Linked DNA regions of Mus musculus: region 1 is linked to region 2. The links are chromatin loops, found by intact Hi-C in ENCODE. Cell type or tissue: left cerebral cortex. All regions are shown on one strand. Each heading gives the region's core, and the rest is flanking DNA. Links, peaks and the distances in the headings are about the cores only. Region 1 overlaps Gm29571 (predicted gene 29571). Region 2 has its middle 60 kb from the start of Tmem200a.

Evidence for each region. Peaks named below come from ENCODE experiments on the same cell type or tissue, not always from the same donor. Only the 100,000 strongest peaks of a DNase experiment are listed, where the experiment ranks them.
Region 1: it touches region 2 in a loop (5-fold over the local background); 33 of 42 quality-filtered maps call a loop at or near these places.

What each region holds. Positions count from the first base shown.
Region 1 is chr10:25,671,119-25,683,688 of GRCm38, forward strand. Gm29571 (predicted gene 29571) reads left to right here. Exons shown (of 4, transcript NR_136909.1): 4 at 845-2,225. Among named protein-coding and RNA genes, the nearest start is that of Gm36543, 37 kb to the right of the region's middle. In left cerebral cortex, for the core only: a CTCF peak has its summit at 10,315 (motif pointing right); DNase peaks (open chromatin) are centred at 4,351, 5,728, 6,957 and 10,317.
Region 2 is chr10:26,133,043-26,145,612 of GRCm38, forward strand. No RefSeq gene overlaps it. Among named protein-coding and RNA genes, the nearest start is that of Tmem200a, 60 kb to the left of the region's middle. In left cerebral cortex, for the core only: a CTCF peak has its summit at 6,585 (motif pointing left); DNase peaks (open chromatin) are centred at 6,595, 8,075, 8,498 and 9,925.

The sequences.
Region 1 (12,570 bases), core at 2,582-10,581, 460 kb before region 2:
CGACTAAGATTTATTGTAAATATAACGGTTGTACATGTCTTTTATCTGGGAACTAAATGGTCAAAGGCAGGGTAGAAACCCCAGTTTGGGATTTAAAATTTCTACAACATTGGTCAGTCTATTGACATAGAAGGAGGAGGAGCTTCTGGGTTCTATCCCACCCAGAAGATTCCTGTAAACAACCGCAGTGAAACTCATTAGGTCCTTCCTCCACCCACTGAAAGGACCTGAAGTTAAAGGAAGGTTAGCAGGTTAGCTGGAAAGAGTCAGTGGAGGAAGGGAAGACAAAAGAGAATAGTAGATATGTGTGTGTGAGCGTGTGTATGTGCGTGTGTGTGTGTGTGTGTGTGTGTGTGTGTTTGTGTGGGTGTGTATGATCGAAACACATTATGTCACAATGAAACCCATTATTATGCAATACTAATAATACATGCTAACAAAAACATTAAACTGAAGAAATGTATCTCTGAGATGTCTTATGAGCAAAGAATTGAATGAGGTTTAAGCCTGCATGAAGTTGAAGAGTAGATGGGAAAATAACCTCTCTTTATTGGTGCTTTCCAAAGAAGACTATATCCAATCTGGCTTAGATCTGTACCCAACATCTGGAGGCTGCTGCATGGGCATTGGGGAGCAGAGAGCCTGGTGGTTTCCATAGCCTGGAACCCTATGGATAGACAGGAATCTTGTCTCCAGAGAAAGGAAGTATGTTTGTTCCCCTTTACCATGAAACTGTGTCTTAAAACAGCAGAAATGTATTTCTATAGTTTTGGAGGATAGAAGGTCAAAAAAAAAAAAAAAGTTCTTTGCAAAGGCCCTAAAGGGAATCTTTATTCTCTTTCAGATTTTGGTGGCTCCTGGTCTTCTTAAGTGAGTGGCAGTATGACTCCAAGCTTTTTCCTGTGTCTCCACAAGGTCTCTCTCCTTATATGTGTCTTTGTTCCTTTGGGGGGGTCTCTTATTTGAACACTGTCATTAACATTAGTGCTTGGCCTAACCTAGTTTGATAGTCTTAAATTTTATCTTCCCTTTACCTATAAAATCCCTATTTCTAAATAAAGGTATAGTCTGTGATGTACAGAGCACAAAAATCTTGGAGTAAAGAAAGCCCCACTTCACTTACTATATGAGAGAAGAGTGGGTGGTGTTCCCAGGGGTTGGGGAAGGTCTGTAAAGGTGTCTCCTGTGAGATATATTGGGAAATGAGGGTATAAGTGACTTCGTGGTGGATCTCACAGTCTAGGAGTAGAGACAGGCTGATAAGTGCCTATAGTGCAGTGAGAGTTAATGGTAGATTATATAACACTAACTTAGAGGGGGAGTGTGCCTAGGGATGCAAGATGAGGTCATCTCAATGAGGGGATATTGAGTTGTCTTGAGCAAAGCATAGAAATACTGATGAATGCTAGATTCAAAATTGAGGCAATCCTTTTTTTTTTTTTTACAACCTTAAAAAATCAAGGTCTTTGCATTTCACTAGATTGCATCCTCTTTTCCATAGGAAGGCACTTGAGTATATATTACAGAACTGACATGGGTTTGAAAGCTGCGTATGGGCCCATTAATTTTTGGTAGACACCTATTTCTTGCTCCTAGAATCATAGTTGTTGCTTGATGTTTCTTCTTGGCCCATTGCTCCTTCTCTAGTTTTCTATTAACCACTTAATTTAATAAACCTTCATCTGTACTGACAATAAATGTGTTAATATTCCTCCATATCACAATAAGTGGCCTTTCATGGTGTGGCTAGTAGCCATGTCTCTGATACACTAGAGTTCTATCTCTTGGTGCAGATATGAAAGGTGTTGCTTCCCATGAGGTCTTTCTCACAGAGGGCCAAGAGGTTCCCGAAGTGCCTAGACAGGTACTTCTTGTCATTTAGCAGACTGTTTGTCTACAGTCTGAAAGTGGCCCAAATTTTCATAGAAATTGGAAACTCAGGGGGTATCAAAAGGCCAAAGTTTCTTGCTTAAAAGGTTTTCTGGTCCCAGGTTTTATTTGCTATTATAAGAATCAGCCTTCATAGCATTGTTAATATGAATGTCTACAGACATGGTATTTTTCCTGATTTATTGCTTGACATTTAGTTCTTCAATCTTAATGTCTAGATTTTTTTTTCTTTTTTCAATTCCATCTTTAGCTTTGTCAACAATGGGATTCAAATGATGAAATTTAATTATTTGAGATATACAGTGAGTCCATGTGATTCCACTATAAAAAAGAACAGAAAAAAAAAAAAAAAAGAAGAAAAGAATGGGCTGAGAAGATGGCCTGGTGGGTAAGGACTTGTCAGGCAAGTGTGAAGATCTGAATTCAACTCTCCAGCATCTACGTAGAGCTCAGTGTAGAGCATGGGTCTGTAATTCCAGGGTTCTTAAAGTGAGATGGGCGGTAGAGTTGGGGGGGGGTCCTCAGAAGCTTGGGGGCCAGCCTGGTCTGTGCGATAACATAGAACAAAGACTCTATCTCATACAGGGAGGAAGTTGAGGACCAACACCCAAGGATGTCCTGTGACCCCCATGGATGTGTGGTGGAATGCACATACCTGGTAATACACATGTTACACACATATCATCATCACACACAAAGAAAAGAGAAAGGAAGAGTATATTAAAGAAATTAGAGGGAGAAAAGAGTTGACAGACGTGCTAAGAAAATTCATGTAATCACAAAGCATTCTTTATGTGACATTTAAACAGAAAGTCTGTTCACATCGAAAGTCAAGGCAGACGGCGGAGAAATACAATAATTAAGAAGAAGATCATTGGTCTGCACCCACTTCCCATGCTGGTTCTCATTGAACTTAGTGTCACTTCATTCATATTTAAAAGCAGACCAATTCAGTTTATCTTTGCTATCTCAGAACATTATTGTAGCCTTTGTCCTAAACACTGAAGTACCGACATAGTGATTCCTGGGCCTCTTGGTTTTCTTGATCCAGAGCTTCTGTCATGGCATTTCTACATTCTTGTGTGTGTGTGTGTGTGTGTGTGTGTGTGTGTAAAATCATGAACTAGAACCACAAACCATGAATAATTAGGAAGAAACTCCCCTGTGGATTTTCAGAGGACTGGGGATGTTCCAGCATAGGATTCTATATTTTCTTCAACTGTGCAGTGTTTGGAAAGAACAGTTTTATTAAGTATCCCTGGAGCTGGAGCTATTCAAGCAGTTCCTATTGACTCTTGCATTAAAGTGGTGTGCATGCCAGGGGGCACTGTAGAATCAGGCAGAGTATTTGATGTCTTTTAGGAAATTTAGAGAAGCGTATGGAAGGACCCTTTTGCAATCTGTGATATTTAGAGTGTGGGCTTCCTCATGGCAGACCTGGGCTTACATCTGGCTTGATGACCTCCCGGCCGAGTCCTTTGTAAATAACTCCTTCCACATCTGTCTCCTCCACCCGAAAGCAGGGAAGAGACGCTCCTTTGTTTCTCCATGATCATTAGATGCAATGCCAGAGCATTTCTCTGCCCTCATCTTTCCTGCTAGTCTTCAGAGCCAGCCCACACTGCCTTCCCTAGGCCAGTCTCATACCTTGCCACTACTGATTTTTTTTTTTAATTTTATCTTATTTTTTATTTATCACACAAGTCAGAAGAGGACACAACATTATTTTTACTGTCACTCTAAGACAAACACTTTGCCACCTCCAAAGCGTCCACATCATCCAAGCATTAACCCTGCCATTTGGACAGAACCTCTGGTTCTTTTGGGGTTCTGGATCTGAATATTAGAACACCTGTGCAGGGGTGGAGGGTGGGGTTCTATGTGGCTGCTCTGCTGCCTCCTCAAATTCATTATCTGCTCTGTTTCCAGGTGGGACTTATCACCTTATTCCCAGAGCTGGGTTTTCCTTCTCTTGTTCTGTATTAATGACACGATATTTTTAGCTATCCTAGAGAAAACAGAATTATCTTCAATGCATCCTTTTAGCCATCCTAGAGAAAACAAAATTTATATTCAATGGCTTCTTCTCCTTGAATCTTTATGTTAGAAACTGAAATTCATGTCTATCCCTTTTCTTCTCCTCATTCCTCGATCCTGTGTGTATCAAGTACATTTATGAAGCCCCTTGTTTGCTCCTCTGCAGCAAGCTCATTGTGATTGTTGGCATCTCAGTGTTATCCACATAGAAAAACGGTGAAGCCAAATATAAAGGCTCAACGCTGGAAACACCCATTCTGGATATGAATCCCGTTGCTGTGAATTCCTCCCACAGTTCACCAGCTTTACCCAGCCCCAGACATCTCATCTGGACGGGGAACACTGATAGTACTTGCCTCATGAGGCCATTAAGATTTAGTGCTTTAGCTCATGTCGACTGTTGAAGAAGCCCCAGTGTGCAGTAGATATGATACACGTGAGAGGTTACACATGAGAGGCACTAACCAGCTCCCGCTTCCTCTCTCTGCAGCTGGATCCCTTTCTTTACCTAAACAAAGCTGTCAGGAGATCGATCGGTTCCATTTGGCTGTGTGCTCATTCTCTCCCAAATACGGGTGTTCTCTGCCTGGCGTGCCAGACGCTGTCAAACTCACCTCTCACTTTTGCTAACCTCCTCCTCGTCCAGAGGGCACATCTCCAGGTGGCTCACTTCTTTCCAGTGTTTGTCTCCTGTGTGTCAAGATAGGCATTTTCCTGAACTGTCCTCTGACGGCTCTGAGGTGTAAAACATTCATTTATTTGGGGGCATCTCATACATGTTCACTGCATCTCAATCATTCCAGTCCCCCTCCATCACTCCCAATTCATGTTTGTTACTTACATGTGTATTCATAGGTATATGTACACATGTATGGATATGCACATGTGTGTATAACCTACTGAGCCAGTGAGCCTGTACTAGATCCTTTAGCTCCACAATCTCTCCCAGTCTTCTGGACTTGCCAGTCCTGCTCACACATGACTAACTCATGCATGTGTCATGAGTGTAAGACTTTATGTAACTTGCCCAAGGTCAGAGAGATTTGCATCAGTTTACATGACCCCCTTGCCTGGGCACACGGACACTTAGCATACCCCACAATATAAATAAGGGCACAGCAGAGCTGAGCTTCGATCTTGGATTTTTGTCCAAGTCTACACACACACACACACACACACACACACACACACACAGCTTGATTTGTGGGTTCAGAGCAACTACAACTAGCAGGGGCTTATTCCATCAAAGGGGGCGTGTAAGGCAGGACCTGCCTCTTACAGTCGAAGCAGAAACTACGATGAAGCTGTTTTTGTTCCGTCTCTAGGTTTAAGCACGTGAATTTAGTTGAGCCGATCAGAAGCACTTGGCTGAGCCTTGCGCCTGGTCAGATGGTTTTGTAAGGAAGCAGGCACATTGGAAGAAGCACCAGCAATTCCTTGCGTGGTGTGATACAGAATCCCAGATTCACTCTGTGGTGGGTACTGGTAGCTCCCGGGGTCCTCCCCAGCAGAGGACTATGGGAGGATACATGTCATCCTGGCTCTGGAGAGGCAAAGAAAGCTCCCTACAGCTCTCCTCCAGACAGCCTATCCAAATGTCTGCACGCCAGGTTAAGTAAGAGACGCCATCTCAAAATGTAATGCATAGAGCAACGGAAGAAGGCAGTCAACGCTGGCTTCTGACAGCTTACACAACCACATACACATCAGGTGACGGGGAGAATGGTAATGTTCTTCACAAGTTCATAAACTCCAAACCATCTACTCCAAACCAAAGTTGCCCAACAAAGGCAGACACTGACAAGACTTCTCCAGGGAAAACATCAGCACAAAAGAGATGTGATAACCCAGGCTCTTGCGCGCCTTCATTTCAGCCTGCTTCACAGTGACATGCGCAGTATGAAGCAGCCCTGAAATGGAAGCAGCCTGTATTTGCAAGCGGAATGAGTGGTGCTTTGAAGGTGATAGATAGAATAAGATTCAGCTTGCCTGCACAGGATTATCTAGTTTGCATTAATTGACGTGGGAAGACCCACCATAACTGTGGGCAGGACCTTTCATTTGCCTTGGATTCTAGACTGTGCAAATGGAGAAAACGGGGTGAAGCACAGGCTGATTGCTCTTTCCAGTGTGGGTGTAAACAGCCACTTCAAACTCCTGCTGCCCTGACTCCCACTGCCATAATGGACTAAACTCTGAACTGTGCTCTAAAATAAACTCATTCCCTCATAAGTTGCTTTTGTCACGCTATTTATCACAGCAACAGGAGAAGAAACTGAGAGGTAGTTGGGGCACCTGATACCTGATTTAAATTTTAACTGAAATGTTTTCACCAAAAGGGGTACATGCTGTACCCCAAAGAACTCCATCTGAAATTGGCCATACAGTAGAATAAGGGCAGTTAATTTTAGAAGGAGACATTTTCCATTTAAAAGATCTTAACTGGAACAATCACTATTACAACTTCAGCAAAGGGCCAGCAAGATGTCTCAGTAGCTGCAGGTGCTTGCTAACTTTGCTCCCCAGAACCAATGTAAAGGTGGAATGAAAGAACCAACTCCCGCAAACTTGTCACACACCAGTAATAATAATAATGATAATAGTCAAAGTAGCAAGAAATTCCAGATTAAAAAAATAATAAACCTTATAAGTTATTTCATGAAATCTTGGAGTGCTTTAGTTCCAGCGAAGTGTCTTTGTCCCATTTGCTGAAGCAAGCGGTAAACTGTGGAGAAATAACAACCCTGATGAACCATGCTTGTCTAGCAATAAGCTATGCTCTGGAAGGGGGAGGGGCCATCCAAGACTTTCATCATTGCTACACGCTGTGGTTAATCATTTAAAGGAAAAATTAGCCTCCCCCCCCCCCCAATTTTTAAGTACCATCCAGAGCTCTGGATCTTTCAGGAGTGCTGGGCCAGTGGATAAAACATATGCTGCTTTCTCTTCCTGATGGAAGTTGAGTTGCTTCTGGGCCATTTGTGAACCACCTGGTGCTCAAAGACCAATGTGGAAATCCAGCAAGCTGTTTCCATGGTGATGAGGCTTCCTCTTTCTGGCAACCACTCCTCCCCCCAGCCTCCTATCCTTTTCAACTGTCAGGAGTTTAGATTTGCTGTAAAGAGCAGGAATAATGATAACACAAGTGCAGCGTTCTCTCTCTCTCTCTCTCTCTCTCTCTCTCTCTCTCTCTCTCTCTCTCCAGGGTACTCTCCAGGTGTATCTACTATATGCCAAAAATCAGCGGGGAATCCCCTTTGCGCACAGGTGGAGATGCTCAGACATATTAGGATCTGTATTAGATCAGTGTTCTATAGTAGAACAGAGTGATAGAATGATAAAGCGAGATTCAATAGATTGGCTGACATGATCAAGGTCTAGACAAATCACTGATTGCTGCCTTCACCCTAGAGATGCAAAGAACCCAAAAGCTGTCCAGTCCACAAGGCCAGAAGCCTTAGCAGTCTCAGTATGGTGGTAAAAGCCTGGAGGACTTGTGGAGGATCTTCAGTCCACACTAGAAGGCAGAAGCGGAGTTCTAATGCCAGTTTGTGCTCAGTAATCCCCAGTTAATGTAATCAGGATGGTGTGGTGGTTCTCATCGTCGATGCTAGGGTCATAGGATCTACTTGGAGAAATTGTGAGAATTATAAGTCACGCTTGAAGCATTCTGGGGGGGGGGAGGTGTTTAGTAAATGCTACTTGGGTGCCTGGAGAACCTGGGATATATATATGGTACTAGGAAGTGACATAGCAGAATGCTGGCTCCTGTGTCACCTGTGGCGTGAGTCCCAACGCCTTGCTTATCACATGGTTTTTATTGCCGTTAATGACATGCCAACCCAGGTAGTATAAAGGAAGGGTCTCACCTGGACTTACGGTCAGCATCTGATTATTTACACTGGGACATAGGAAGCATCCCAAATTTCAGTGAAAATGCGCATATCAGCCATATGTTTAAAGTCTTATCAGTTGACTGAAGCATTTTATTATTGAAAGACTAAGCTGTTCTGAATTAATGGTGGCTGTTAAAGCTGTTAAATTGACACACCAAGACGGTTACGGTGAGCATTAAAATGGTCATCGAGTAAATGGGGAACGTGTTTGGAAGTTAACCAGCATTAACTTTGATTCTTTCCTTATATGGTGTTGAAAGGATCATTATTTATCTTTTTTTGGAGGGGGGAGGGCAATACCACGGATCCGGACCCAGGGCCTGGATCCACGGGCTTGGGAAGAGCTTTACCGCTGAGCTCTACATACGTCCAGGCTTCTGTTCACTTTTGTTTCTGCAACAGAGCCTCACCAAGCTGCTAAAGCAGGCCTGATTCTCTGAAGTCTGCTGAGCAGCTGGAATTATGGACCTGAACGATCAGACTTGACCATTATATACCTTTGAGCAAAGAAACTATGACAATTTGAATAGTAATATAAGTTGGCATGAGAGTAGATTATATTAAAATCCTACATTCATTGTTTTGGTATACTGATACATTTTAAAAATAATTTTTAGGCACTGTGTTTAATTTGAACTTCTACCTGGGTCCTGATTCTTGTAAAAAAAAAAAAATAGGAGGAGAATTTTAAAATACAGGATGTCAAAATTTCCACCTCAGACTTTATAAAGAAGAGCACCATGTACATGGTGCAGCTAGCACGAGTCCCTTTTTGATGTTGACGGGATAAAGATGTAAAGAAGAAGAAGGAGGAAAATGATCAGGGAAAAGGTGGCCTCTCCAGAATGTACCATATTGCCAACCAAACCGTAGAAAGAGATTTACACACACACACACACAAAAGCCTTAAGAAGATTATTGTTTTATAGATGACTTTTCAGAGGCTTCAGTGGGAAGTAGAAGATGGGTGAATAGATTGCTCCAGCCCTCCAGTCAGTGCTCATAAAACGGGGTGAAGGTTTCTCTTCTTTGCTTTTCTGACTGTATGGGTGTAAAGGCACAGAGTTGCTTACAGAAAGCACGCTCTGGATTTCAACCCACCACCAGTCTCCGAAGGACCCTGATCACTTCCTGTCCAGAGGCCTCGCTGATATTTCTATTTTCCTTAAGTTTCTAATTTTTTAATTAAAAAATGTTCCAAATAGTGTACTTTGATCATATTTCCCCGCCTCCAACTACTCCCAGGTAATTTCCACCATCCATGCAACTTCATGTAAATGTGTTCTCTCTTTGTCTCCAAACCACACAAGAAACAAGAACAAACCAACAACAAACAAGTGACTGAGAAACAAAAATCAAGACAAGCAGGCAAAAGACTCACAAGACGGGGAAAAAAGGCAAAGCAAAGCAAAGCAAAGCAACAGGAAAAAAAAAAAGTACACATTGAATTTGTTTTATGTTGGCCAACCATTTCCGGGGCCTGTCCTGGAGTGTGGTTCATAAGCCAAGTGAAATTCCATCGGAAAAATGGATCTATTGGAGATGACTTCCTGTTATGTGTGGGACTTCTCTGTCAACTTCTCCCCTATAGCCCTGGGACCCATACTGGCATGGACTTGTGCAGGCCGGCTGCATGCTTCACAGTCTCCGTGAGTCCGTATGTGCACCAGTCCTGTGGTGGTTGGAAGACATTGTCTCCTCGGTATTCCCCATCACCTCTGGCTTTCCTCTTCCTCTCCACCAGAGCTCCCTGAACCTGAGCAGAGAGATTTGATGAAGATGCCTGTCAGCACGTTGTCCTACTATGGATCTCTGTGTTGCTTCCCATCTACTCCCAGAAGCTTCTCCGATGTGGGTCGAGTGCATCACTGATCTATAGATATAGCAGCATGTCACCATGCTGACTGACATTTCTTAAAACTTAGAAATGAGTGAAGGGCTTCGCACACACTGAAGCAAGGGCAGCTCTGGGCCCTGATCACTTCCTGTCCAGAGGCCTCGCTGATATTTCTATTTTCCTTAAGTTTCTAATTTTTTAATTAAAAAATGTTCCAAATAGTGTACTTTGATCATATTTCCCCGCCTCCAACTACTCCCAGGTAATTTCCACCATCCATGCAACTTCATGTAAATGTGTTCTCTCTTTGTCTCCAAACCACACAAGAAACAAGAACAAACCAACAACAAACAAGTGACTGAGAAACAAAAATCAAGACAAGCAGGCAAAAGACTCACAAGACGGGGAAAAAAGGCAAAGCAAAGCATAGCAAAGCAACAGGAAAAAAAAAAGTACACATTGCATCCTTGCTTTTCCTCACGGAGAGCTTTCTTCTTGCCAGTTTTCTACAGAGTCACTGGTAATGTTCGCTGTTTTGCTCAACCCAGAGTGCTTCCCCTCATTTTCAGGGGTATGAAAAGGTCTATTAAAAAGGCTTCCTAGATCCTTTCAGTTAAAACAAAACCTGGGGAAGTGTCACTGTGCCGTTAAGTGTGGCCACTTGGTGGCGCCAAAAAGTAACCTTAACCCTTACAAAGAGCAATAGAAAGATAAACAGACACGCTTTTGATAAAGGTGTATTGCGACTGTGTACTTCTTCTTCTTTTCCCTTTTTATTTAAAATGAAGATGGTCAGTAGTCCAAGGAGTGAGTGTAAACTGGAAAAGTCTCTCAGTTCTTTTATCCTTGACCTATTTAAACTCAACTGCCATGGCTTTCAAGTATGTTCCTTGGGGAACTAGACTGAAAAGTGATGTCTGATGTTTACAGAGCCCTGGATACATGCATCACACGGTTTAGCATATAAATATTTCTATTGTTCATTTTTTTGTGAGTTTTCATTTTTCAAATCCTTACCACACTGTAGTTAGAACAGTATCCGTCACTGTCAATTTACATGGAGAAGCTGACTCGAGAGTGATAGAGCCGGGATTTGAACCCACCATCAGTCTCCAAAGGCAGAGATTTCATCTCTGCACTTGGTTTGTGTCCAAATGATTCTTTATAGGAAGGAAGTTTACTTCCATGACATTTGTACGTATGGTGTGTGTGCATGTACATTTGTGCATGCAGATAAGTATGCATGTGGTTCCGACCCAACTTGATGGCTGGTGAGTGCCTTCCTCTGTTGCTTCTCATCTTTTTTTTTTTTTTTTTTTAAGACTTCTCGCTGATCCTGTGGCTTCTTCTTTTGTTTAGATTGGCGGTCCAAGCCCCAGGGCTGCCTCTGTCTTTGCCTGACTAACATTAGGATTATACATGTGTGCTGTGGTGCCTGGCTTTTGTATAGGTTCTGAGGATCTGAACTCGGATCCTCATTATCCATTTGAGTCATCTGCCCAGCCAGCTCTTCAATAATTTTAACTCCTTGAAAAGAAAGGTTTTTAAAAGAAAAAGCCTTTTAAACATCCCCACCCCCACCCCCAATATCAGAAAGAACATTTGCTGCTGTACTTTTAACATGGGAAAAAATGACACTCACATAATTTTCCTTGTTTCAAAATTTCAAGTTGAAGCTTGTTCTTAAAGATTCACAGGCACATTTGGTCAGGGACTCCAACAGTGCCAGGCTAATGCTTTTGGAGTCTAGCAGTGCCAGATAATTCCTGCTTTAGCCTGAAGTCCCTGGGCAGCAATCTCCAGCAATATTCTCAGTTTCACGAGGCAGTTGTGTTCTTCACTTTACTGTTAGAAAAGGAACTTGACCCTTGGCCTGACCTTCCCCCTCTATTACAGCCTGAGGGACGAGTGGCTAACTCTCCAAGCTGAGCCCTATAAAAGAGGTGAGATGCCCTTTCTCAAAGTCTTAGGTGGGTAGTGATAGAGAGAGACACCCAGTACACATGCACATATCTCTACACATGAATTGCTCAACATGGCTTTAGTGTCTCTTTTTTACTTTGCTGTTCCTGTTATTTGTTGGTTACAAGGGATGTGCTAGTGGGAATCATGGGACTCTATTTTGGATGCTGCCAACCACAAGTGGAGCCTTCTTAGCTAGTTAACAAATTTGTGCTATTATCACTGAGGCATGCACAGAGAGTCCTGAGAGGGACCTAATCAACCTGGGATCCCAGTGCTATGACAACCTCAAAGACCATGTTCCCTTTGCTGGAGAATGGTTTATAGGTCCTTTTCTCTTGACAGGAGAGTTTTGCCTCTCTGCCTAATAAGTGTCTATGCTGGAAAAGCAAGGTAAGAGCTGGATGAATGGCAGCAGGAACTGGGAGGTTGGCAGGCTTGTTGCAAGGATAAAAATAAGTTGACACCGACTTCATGCAGCTCTGTAATTTGGTTGCTGGGATTCTCTGGTCAGTGAGAGAGTAGTAACTACTGGCCAACATGTGGGGTTTGGGTTATCTGGGAATTGTAATTACTCCTTTTTGTCTTCTCTTTAAAAAGACAATGGACATCTGGCTATATAAGCAGAAAATTTAGAAGCCACAGCACCTTTTGAAATTTACTTCTAGGTTTATGGAGTGAGACAATGCCTTTGGTGATGGGGATAGAAATCTCTTTTTATCTCCAAGGATTCTCTGCATTACTGCGGCTTCTGCCTAGTTTGGACTGAGCTGGAATCTTCTGTTTGCAATCATTTTTCATCTCTGAGAAGCATGCATGGAACCCTTAGGAGGAGTTGTGGATTATGTTTTTAGTACTTTGTGTGTCTTTGAGGAGAAAGGGCCGATCATCAGGTGTCTCCCTCCTTTTGGAAAAAAAAAGCTTTTGTTTCTAATCTAGATGGGTAGG
Region 2 (12,570 bases), core at 2,708-10,707:
TACACAAACAAACTCAAAGGGAAAAAAAACCATATGATCATCTCAGTAGATGCTGAAAAAGCATTTGATAAAATTCAACATCTCTGCATGTTAAAAGTCTTAGAAATGTCTGGAATTCAAGGCCCATACTTAAACATAGTAAAACCAATATACAGAAAAACATTAGCCAACATCAATCTCATGAAAGCAATCCCATGAAAATCAGGGACTAGACAAGGCTTCCCACTCTCTCCCTATCTATTCAATATAGTACTTGAAGTTCTAGCTAGAAAAATTAGACAACAAGGGGAGGTCAAAGGAATACAAATTGGAAAGGAAGAAGTCAAAATACCACTATTCTCAGATGATCATATATTTAAGTGACCCCAAAAATTCCACCAGAGAATTTCTACAACTGATAAACTACTTTAGCAAAATGGCTGGGTATAAAATTAACTCAAACAAATCAGTATTAGCCTTCCTACACTCAAAGAATAAACAGACTGAGAAAGAAATTAGGGAAATGGCATCCTTCACAAACAATATAAAATATCTTGGTTTGACTCTAACAAAATAATTGAAAGTTCTGTAGGACAAAAACTTCAAATCCCTGAAGAAAGAAATCGAAGAAGACCTTAGAAGATGGGAAGATCTCCCATGCTTGTGGATTGGCAGGATTAATATAGTCAAAATGGCTATCCTGCCAAAAGCAATCATCAGATTCAATGTAATCCCCATCAAAATCCAACTCAATTCTTCACTGAGTTAGAAAGGGCAATTTGCAAATTCATCTGGAATAACAAAAAATCTAGGATAGCAAAAACTATTCTCAACAATGAAAGAATCACCATGCCTGACCTCAAGCTGTACTACAGAGCAATTGTGATAAAAACTGCATGGTACTGGTATAATGACAGACAGGTAGATCAATGGATTAGAACTGAAGCTCCAGAAATGAACCCACACACCTATGGCCTCTTGATCTTTGACAAAAGAGCTAAAACCATCCAGTGGAAAAAAGACAGCTTTTTCACCAAATGGGCCTGGTTCAACTGTCAGTCAACATGTAGAAGATTGCAAATTGATTCATTCTTATCTTCCTGTACAAAGCTCAAGTCCAAGTGGACCAAGGACCTCCGCATAAAACGAAAGACACTGAATCTAATAGAAGAGAAAATAGGGGAAAAGCCTCATACACATGGGCATGGGAGAAAAGTTCCTGAAGAGAACACCAATGGCTTATGCTCTAAGATCAAGAATCAGCAAGTGGGATCTCATAAAATTGCAAAGCTTCTGTAAGGCAAAGGACACTGCAATTAGGAGAAAATGGCAACCAACAGATCTTTATCAATCCTACATCCAATAGTGGGCTAACATCCAATCTATACAAAGAACTCAAGAAGTTAGAACCAAATAACCCTATTAAAAAATGGGGAACAGAGATAAACAGAGAATTCTCAACTGATGAAACTCAAATGGCTGAGAAGCATCTAAGGAAATGTTCAACATCCTTAGTCATCAGGGAAATGCAAATCAAAACCCTGAGATTCCACCTCACACCAGTCAGAATGGCTAAGATCAAAAACTCAGGTGACAGCAGAGGCTGGTGAGGATGTGGAGAAAGAGGAAGACTCTGCCATTGCTGGTGGGATTGCAAGCTGGTACAACCACTTTGGAAATCAGTCTGTCGGTTCCTCAGAAAATTGGGCACAGTGCTACCTGAGAACCCAGCTATACTACTCCTAGGTATATACCCAGAAGATGCTCCAAAATGAAATAAGGATACATGGTCCACTATGTTCATAGCAGCCATATTTATAATTGCCAGAAGTTGAAAACAATCCAGATGTCTCTCAACAAAGGAATGGATACAGAAAATGTGGTACATTTAAACAGTGGAGTACTACTCGGTTATTAAAAGCAATGACTGTATGAATTTGGGAGGGAAATGGATGGATCTAGAAAATCTCATCCTGCGTGAGATAACTCAATCACAAAGGAATACACATGGTATGTTCTCACTGATAAGTGGATATTAGGCAAAGAGCATGGAATACTCACAATACAACTCATGGACCACATGAAACTCAAGAGGGAGGAAGACCAAAGGGTGGATGCTTCAGTCCTACTTAGAAGAGGGAACAAAGTAATCAAGGGAAGAAGAGGGTGGGAGGGAATTGGGGGGAAGAGAAGGGGGAGGGGTAAAGAGGGGAAGAATCAGGTATGGGAGGAGATGGGGAATGTACAAAAGGTCAGGAAATTGAACAGAAGTGTGTAGCAATGGGGGATGGAGAACTGGGGGTAACAACCAGAAAGTCCCAGATGCTAGGAGAGCAAGAACCTCCCAGGACCCCACAGGGATTACATCAGCTGAAATATCCCACAAAGGGAAGAAATAACCTGTGGAATCATATCCAGAGGTTAGGCATGGCCCCTGGTTGAGGGATGAGACCACCCATCTGTACTGGCTAGTTTTGTGTGTCAACTTGACACATTGGTGCCAGCATAGTGGGGTATTCTGTGACAACCTGACCATGTTTTGGGGAGGACTGTGGAAGGACTTTGGAACTTTGGGCTTGAAGATCCATTAATTGTTAAGAGCTCTGTCAGATGTTGTGTAGGAGCTTGAAAGATAATGTTGAGAACAGTGCAGAAGATGGAGGCCTGCCTTGTGAAATTTCAGAGGGAAGATTAAAGACTCTTTTCAGGGACATTGCTATTTTGATTGTGAAGATTCTGTGGTTCTGGTTAGCTGGGGCTGAAGAATCAGCTGTGATTAACAAGATACCAGAACTACTTAAGTGAAAGAGGCTGTGTTCCAGAGATAGCCAAAGTTGTACCTCGTGCTGCAGCAGGACTTGGTAATGTGTAAGAGTCACCCAGGTGGTACTGGTTTTGAAGGCATGAAGGGGTCACACAGAGGACCTGAGGCTTGGCACTGTGAGAGGCCATGGAAGGCCATTGGTGAAGGTGCAGCCTCAGTTGCAATTGATGGCCCAGGACAGAAGGGGACATGCAAACAAGTTGAGGCTTGGCACCATGAAGAGAGCCTATGAGAGGCTGTTGGTGAAGCCTAGTTACAGCAGAAGACAGCAGTGTTTTGGAGATGCCAGTACCATGAAATGACCACCAAGAACAGCAGCAGCAGTGGAGTACAGGGAGCTGGAGCCTAAAAGACAACGTGTATGCTACAAAGGGCAAGGCTGGAGAAGTGACCCAAGCCCTTGGAGGAGCCCAGAAGATTGTGAGTTGGATCCCAGACATTGGACGGTGGGAGATTGATTTTGCTTTTCATTGTGACTGTGCCCTGATGCTTTTCCTTCTTGAAAACCCACAGTTAAGAGACTTTTAATTGTAAAGACTTTGGATTTTAAGAGAGATTGAAGTTTTAAGAATTTGCAAAGACTGTGGGACTTTTAAAGTTATTTAGATCTTGGGGATGAATAGGAAACTAAGAGTTGAGGCTTAATAGTGATGTGTTTGTGTGTCATGTTGACAAGGGGTCAATTGTACTGACTAGGTTTTTTTTGTGTCAACTTGACACAGCTGGAGTTACCACAGAGAAAGGAGCTTCAGTTGGGGAAATGCCTCTATGAGATCCAGCTGTAAGGCATTTTCTCAACTAGTGATCAAGGGGGAAAGGCCCCTTGTGGGTGGCACCATCCCTGGGCTGGGAGTCTTGGGTTCTATAAGAGAGCAGGCTGAGCAAGCCAGGGGAAGCAAGCCAGTAAAGAACATCCCTCCATGGCCTCTGCATCTGCTCCTGATTTCTTACCTGGTTGAGTTCCAGTCCTGACTTCCTTGGTGATGAACAACAGTATGGAATTGTAAGCCGAATAAACCCTTTTCCTCCCCAACTGCTTCTTGGTCATGATGTTTGTGCAGGAATAGAAACCCTGACTAAGACACCGCCCATCTCCAAAATTTTAATCCAGAATTGCTCCTGTCTAAAGGAAATACAGGGACAAAGAATGGAGCAGAGACTAATGGTAAGGCCATCCATAGACTGCTCTACCTGGGGATCCATCCCACATGCAGATACCAAATCCAGACACTTTGGCTGATGCCAAGAAGTGCTTGCTGACAGGAGCCGGATACAGCTGTCTCTTGAGAGGCTCTGCCAGAACCTGACAAATACAGATGCAGATGCTCACAGCCAACCATTGGAGTGAGCATAGGGACCCCTGAAGGAGCTGAAGGGGCCTTATCTGCCATCAATGGGAAGGGAGACCCTTGGTACTGTGAAGGTACAGTGTAGAGGAATGCTACAGTAGTAAGGCGGTAGTGGGTGAGTGGGTTGAGGAGCACCCTCATAGAAGCAAGGTAAGGGGGAATGGGATAGAGTGTTTACAGAAGGGACATTGGGAAAGGGGATAACATTTGAAATATAAATAAATAAAATATCCAATTAAAAAAGAATAAGTAAGTCTAAGAATAAAGTCTTACATTTTTATAACTGATACTTAGCTAGGTGTTAGACATGAATGCCCTCCGATTTCCCGATAGGCTACATAATCCCAAATGATCAACCCTTAAACACGTGTACTTATCAGCAATACCAAATGCTTTCAATAGGGCGTGCGTGCGTGCGTGCGTGCGTGTGTGTGTGTGTGTGCGTGTGCGTGTGTGTACCTATAGCAATAATAATTATAGAAAAAGAGATCATGGGCTTTTGAGGGAGAGATCACAGGAGGAATTTGGAGAGAGAAGAGGAATTATGTAAATGTGGTACTTAAAGTCAAAATTCTCAAAAATAAATTAATTAATTAATTAATAATTAATTAAATGAGCCTTTAGGAGGTGGACAGATAGCTCACTGGTTAAGCACTTTTTGCTTTCACAGGGGACTGGGCTTCTGCTCCAAGTGCCCACTTCAATGGTTGATAACCACCTGCAATACTAGTTCTAGGATATCAGCCATCCTTTGCTGGCCTGCTTAGGCACCTGCATGCATGTGGTGCACATACATACCCACAGGCACACATACATAAAATAAGTGAATCGATCTTCAGTTATTTTTATTGTACATGTATGGAGTCCACTGTGATAATTTGATACAGGCATATGATGTGCTATGATTAAGTCAGGGCACTTAGCATTTTTATCTTTGTAAACATCTATCATTTCGTCATTGAAAAACTCGAAGTTTCTCTCTTCCAGTTGCTCATAAAATGTATAATAAATTGTTGTTATCCATGCTCGCTGCAGGAAGCCATGGGACACTGTCCCACACTTCTCCTCGCTGTATCTATCTTTTCACTGCTGAATGCCAGGCAGAATGAACAGCATCTTCATATACAGATTTTTGCCAAATTGAAATGGCACTGTGCGGCGGGGAGGGGGATCAGGGAGCATTAAATTCAAAGGTCTGCCTTTCTAGTCTGAAAATAAGAGGGTTACCTAGTCATCTTCAAGGAAGGTATCGACCCCCTAAAGTATTTAAGGATTCACCTAATCACTCTAAACCACTATCCTTATGTTGAACAACATTTTCTGAATCTACATGTTGATATATTTTGAGGGTCTTTTTAATTTATTTATAAGGATTTATTTATTTATTACTATTGTTTCTATTTTTAATCATGCAAAATTAAAGTGGTCATAAAGATGTTCCAGGATGTTAAATGCCAGAGCACATTTATTAACTCACCCCCTGTGCTTCTCCTGTATACCCTCATAGATTCGTCCTTCATTTATTCATGCATTGATTAAATATTCATTGGGCCTAGGCTGTATCCAGTGCTTAACAGGCACACACGAAGGGGACGGGAACGTGTGCTTTTTTGCCCTTCCCCTTTCAGTCTGGATGGAAAACTAACTCTTAATGTGGCCCTTGGCACTTATTACAAAAGTCAAGATCTCCTTTAAATAATGTCACACTCTGTAAGATTGACTTTGTTGTCCTATTTTACTGATAGCAAAAAATGAAGTTGAGAGAGCTGAGATTCAGGAGCCTTGGCCAGATTTTCATTGCACAGGTGCTAAGCAACCATCCCCTAAACATGAAAGGAACATTCATCGAGCAAACTATGAGTGTGTCTGACGCTGTCTTTGTGTAGAAGTTCAGGAAGATCCAAATAAATAATATAGCTCCAGGAGATGCTTCTCATCATATTTCAAAAAAAAATTACATCTAATAAGAACATAGCACACAACAAAGAACACAGGTGGGCCAATAGAAGTGGGGTTCAGAGGCTAAAACTCAGACAGAGGGCTTAGGAAGCCTGGCTCTTGTGAGGCATGAGAGGAGAAAATCAACGCGATATTCTTTCACCTGCCCATGTTTCACAGTGCCTAGCACATGCTTGTAGAGACAATCATTTTAGCACGTTATTACATCGATGATGAGCAGGAGATATTATTTGATGTTTTGACATTTCATAACTGCTGTAAACTAGTTCTATCTTATGTCAATGGCTGTTCTCATGACTCCCACTGTTTGGCTTTTCATCTGTTATTTCATGAACATTTTTCTATTGTAGACTTCTAAATGTCAAACAACAACAATAACAACAACAACAACAACAACACAACAACAAATCAGTAGCTTGAGATTCAACACGCCATCTTCAGTTCACCAGCTAGTCGCGACCACACTGCCACCTAGTGGTTTGTAGCTGCGGCTTCCACAGTAAACAGTCTATTCAAACATATCAAGCTTACACATCTATTAACTGATTCTGGTTGGTTTATTTAGAACATACAGCTCATTTTACCATAGAGATGATATCGTGAATGACTATGAGGTTTCTAGTCTGCTTACACAATCCCATGATGGAATCCACACCTTCCATGTATTGTAATCCATTGTTGCAGGGGCAGGGGTGGGGGAAACTAAGACAGCAACCGTCACAAAAGAGACAGCTCATTTTACCCAGCTCAGACTCTGAAGAAACACAATACAGGTGGAAGAGCTCACTGGGATTAACAAATGATGTACGATGAGGGTCCAGAAAGCAGTAAGGAGCGGGCACTGTGGAGAAGGGCATCCATGGGGAGGGATGTGTGAATATGCATATATGACAAGACCATTCTTGGTGTGTGCAGAGAAAAGTGAGAATCCCTGTTTCCCAGGGAGCAAGGTGCAGAATGCAGAACTGACCTCAAGATACCTGGAGGTCAGGTGCCCAATTGCTTCCTATTAATTAGACTAGCTTGAATTTTCTATGAATGGGAAAAATACTTGTACACACATGACAATTAGCATAATTATTTCAAGATCTATGTTTGCTATTGAGTTTATTAAGAGCTCCTTGTTCTTCATGTCACTGCCTCATAGCTTATTCACCCATTCACGTGAAAATGAACGTCCTGGATGTTTCTATGGTTGGATGTTACAATAACAGGCTCAGGCTATTGTAAGTTCTCACTTATAACTTGTCTATGTGAAGATGTTCTCATTTAAGTTGGATAGTTACGTCGATTAGGGTAGCTGTACTGTATATCAGTCTATTGCCCTTTTAAAAGTCGATATACTGTCTTTCATCAGGGCAAGACCATTCTCTGTGTGTACAGTGTCACCAGTCAGTGTTGAATTTAGTCTCTCACAGTTTCCTCCAGCCCTTGCTATGGTCAGAGTTTTTCGTTATCCAAGTGGATGCATCCTGATATTATGTTGTGGTTTCTTAATACTTTAATGTTATTTATTGCCTTTACATGCACGAATTTGACATCTGTTTCCCATGTAATTTTTGAATATTGTAAAGTTGTTTTGAGCAACCCCTATTTGTCCTTAATTTAATTCCCATTGTCAGATATATCTTGATACTTTATTCTTTGTTATTTGTTATCTTTTCTTTCATTTACTGACTTCCTATAGATTGGTTAAATTTAGCACTATTCTATTTTGATACTTTCCCATAGCTTCTGGATATATATATACACGTTTTATTCATTTATTTTTCTCTGACTGTCAGATGGGGGCATTTGTGATCATCCATTTAAAGTCCACTGATTCTTTTCTTAGTCATTTCAAGTCTATAAATATTTTTGCCTCCCTTGCTAAGGCTTTATTTATTCATCCTTACACCCTTTAATTTCTTTCTCTGTCTTATTTCTCCAGCTGGTGCTTCAAGCACAATGCAAAAAGGAGTGGGAACGGTGGGCAGCCTTGTCTTGTTCCTGATTTCATTGGGATTGCTTCAAGTTTTTCCCCCATTTAGGATGGTGTTTGCCGTGGATTCCTCATTGATGATGATGATGACGATGACGATGACGATGATGATGGATACTGATGTATGTTCCCTCTAGTCCCACTTACTCTTTCTAGGACTTTTCATCATGAAGACATGTTGGATTTTTGTCAAAGGCTTTTTCTGCTCAGTTGGGATGATCATGTGATTTTTTTTACCTTTCAAACCACTTATGCAGTTTATAACATGTGTTAAATTGTGTATTTTGAACCACCCCTGTATCTCCTGGATAAAGCCAACTTGGTCATGGGGGATGATAATGTGTTTGATGTATGTCAGTATTTGGTTTGCAGGTATTTCACTGAGCATTTATGAATCTGTGTTCACCAGGAATTCTGGCCTGCAGCTGTCTCGTTATTCTTGTGTCTTTACCTGGCTTGAGCATTAGAATAATGCTGGCTTCATAGAATGAGTTTGGCAATGCCCTTTCTGTTTCTGTTTTTGAAATGTTTTAAGAAGGAAGAATTGGCTGTAGATTTCCTTTGAAAGTCTGATATAATTCTGTTATGAATCCATCTGGACCTGAACATTTTTAGTTAGAACTTTGTTACCATTTCAACTTCTTTGTGGGTCTATTTCTGCCATTGGCTTTTCTTAGTTTAATTTAGGTGATTTGATGGAATCTAGAAAATTCTCCATTTCTTTAGGTTTTCCAGCATAATAGAGTACAGCTTTTTAAAGTGTTCCCTTAAAATATTCTGATCTATCTCTCTCTCTCTCTCTCTCTCTCTCTCTCTCTCTCTCTCTCTCTCTCTCTCTCTCCATCTTGCTAATTTCTCAAAGAGCCAGCTCTTAGACTCATTGATCTTTGTATTAACTAACCACTGCTCTAGACTTAATTTAGATCCTACTATTGAGGCAAACTCTTCTAGGTCCATGCAGATGAGCAATGACTTAGGAGTTGGTCCACCTGAGCTGATGGGAGTAGATTATGTCTGAAGCTGTGCATGAGTCCCAAGAATCTTGCCATTTTATCCCATGAGTGCTTCATCTACTTGAGGCAATATATGCTGCTCACTTCTTAGCTAAAGGCTCAAAAGAGATTCTGTGTGGGACTGCTGTTGTCCCCTCTTCACTCAGTCTGCGAGGGCTGTCATCTGTATGTGGCCTTGATATAAATACAGATATTGGATGTGACCTAAGACACTTCAAGAGCTTCCTTGTTCAATTCAAATCTCTCCAGGGTGCAGTGTCCTACTGACTGCTGCCCCCATGTACACTTTCTAGGTTTTAGTTATTTCAGTAGAAGAAAAGTCCTGTCCCTGTCTATCTTGGTCAAAAGAAATTAATAAATCATTTATACAATAGATTTTTTTTTTGTCTTTCAAAGTTCATCTTTTGAGTGCAGAACTAAATATCAGTTCTGTTTTCCCAGGCCTTTTTTCTTTTACATTCCCAGTATTTCTTAAACTTCCCATCATAATACTTACCTGAGTGTATTTTAATTTTGTGGTTTTTATGTACATCTCCTCCATTAGGAGAAAATTTTCATAATTTTCCTTACCTCATCAATACCTAAATTCATACTCACACCTGATAGTTATTCAGCTAATATTTGTACAGGGTCAGTGAGCCTGTCCCCGTTCTTCTTGGAGAGACATTCATGGACAGCTCTCAGTTTGTCATTGATTTGGAGACCTGCCTTCTCATTGGCATTCTAGAGAGGTGTTGGGCTCTGCCACCCTACTCCTGCTCCCACTCCTTGGTTGCTCACAGTTGCTAGGAGAAGTGATAACTCATAGTAACAGTAAGGTAGATAGTTGGTGGTGGATGTGAAACAGAACCAAATGCTGTCTATTGAGATTTCCCACTAGGCCATCTGTGTAGAATTCTGAAAATATTGTAGCCTAGGAGTCCAAAGTTCCAGATGTGCAATGGGCTTTGTTGAGTCTTGGCAGTATAAAGAGAGCTATTGACTACCTTCTGAAGTCATGTTCTCATTTATAACATGGAAATGCTAATTATACAGTTGCCAGTCCTTACCTGCATATCCAATATCCAAAAAGCTAGAAAAACCAAATGATTTTGTATAACTTGTTTCACATTAAAACCAGATCTGGAATTAAACCTACGTGGAGCACTTTGGAAATTCTTACTGCACCTATTTTGATTGTTCAGAATCCCCTGGATTTATCATATAATATTCAGTAAAGGCACAATTTATCTTTGTTAAAACTGAGATTATAAATCAGCAAATCTGGCCCCAGTGCACATATATTAACACAGCATGCATTTGGAGCTCTTATTTTTCAAAGAGGTCACAGCACAGGTTGATGGGAGGTGTGGTGGAATGGAGAGTGACAGCTGTCACCACAGTGTTTAGAGACAGTTAAGTCCTGGGGAATTAGTTATCGATGATTTCAACCATGATCCTTTGGCCCCCATGTAAAGACAGGTTCTCAGCCCTTCTGAGGACCAGAAGTCTCCTATAGGACACTTTCTCAACAGAGGCCACACACACCCTTTTTTCCTCTTCTTTTTTTTTTTCCCACAGGATTTTGTGCTTCCTTCCCTTCCTCCTCAAGTCCCATTATTTTAATCTCATAAAAACAAGAACTCAAGTGACAGCAGATGCTGGCGAGGATGTGGAGAAAGAGGAACACTCATCCATTGTTGGTGGGATTGCAAGCTGGTACAACCACTCTGGAAATCAATCTGGAAGTTCCTCAGAAAACTGGAAATAGTTCTACCTAAAGACTCAGCTACATATATCATTCCTGGGCATATACCCAGAAGATGCTCCAACATGTCATAAGGACACATGCTCCACTGTGTTCATAGCAGCCTTATTTATACCCAGAAGCTGGAAAGAACCGAGATGTCCCTCAACAGAAGAATGGATACAGAAAATGTGGTGCACTCACTGATAAGTGGATATTAGCCCCAATCCTAGGATACCCAAGATATAAGATACAATTTGCTAAACACATGAAACTCAAGAAGAATGAAGACTGAAGTGTGGACACTATGCACCTCCTTAGAATTGGGAACAAAACACCCATGGAAGGAGTTACAAAGACAAAGTTTGGAGCTGAGATGAAAGGATGGACCATGTAGAGACTGCCATATCCAGGGATCCACCCCATAATCAGCATCCAAACGCTGACACCATTGCATATACTAGCAAGATTTTATCGAAAGGACCCAGATGTAGCTGTCTCTTGCGAGACTATGCCGGGGCCTAGCAAACACAGAAGTGGATGCTCACAGTCAGCTAATGGATGGATCACAGGGCTCCCAATGGAGGAGCTAGAGAAAGTACCCAAGGAGCTAAAGGGAACTGCAACCCTATAGGTGGAACAACATTATGAACTAACCAGTACCCAGGAGCTCTTGACTCTAGCTGCATATGTATCAAAAGATGGCCTAGTTGGCCATCACTGGAAAGAGAGGCCCATTGGACACGCAAACTTTATATGCCCCAGTACAGGGGAATGCCAGGGCCAAAAAGGGGGAGTGGGTGGGTAGGGGAGTGGGGGTGGGTGGGTATGGGGGACTTTTGGTATAGCATTGGAAATGTAAATGAGCTAAATACCTAATAAAAAATGGAAAAAAAAAAGAAAATGTGGTGCATTTACACAATGGAGTACTACTCAGCTATTCCATAGTTTTTAAACAGAAGAATCTATAAATGTGTAGACAAATATAATTAAAATGACTGCAAATCCTTCATAAGTGACTATAACAATTAAACAGCCTCTAAGGACATTAGCAGCTCTGTTTTTTAATGATTCTATTTTTCCTAGTAACTAAAATGTATTTAATATGTAAAATTCATATTTTTGCACATTATCTCTACAAATTCTCATGTATCTTCTGAGAGTTGAAAAAGACAAATTAACATCATTGTACCAATTTGAAATTATGATTTTAAAACAGCCAAGTTGCTTTTGTCTGGGGTCACCTAACTTGGTTTCTGAATGTCTGATCCAGTTTACTCCACTGTACCCAACCGTCCTTGATGGAAATTATGTCTTGATATCCATTCTTCATCCAAGCTTTCATGGACACTCTAACCTACACATTGAATTTGATGTCTTAAGGCAGCGGTGGCACAAGTCTTTAATATGAGCACTCCAGGGGCAGAAGCAGGTACCTCTGTAGTTCAAGCCTAGCCTAGTCTACCGAGTGAGTTCTAGGATATCCATGGCTATACAGAATTTGATGTTTTATATATAAATTCACATTCAACATTTCTGACACTCTAAGATATAATCTTCTTTTCCTCTCTCACATATTCTATTTGACTTGTTCTTAGATTATTTATATTAGCTCAGATAACAATATGAATCAACAGTTGTACTGTACAAAAATCAAAACAAGACTACCAGGCTATTCTCAATGCCCACAAGCTTAAAGGCACAATATAACAAGCAATCTTAGCAGAGCTCGAATGCTT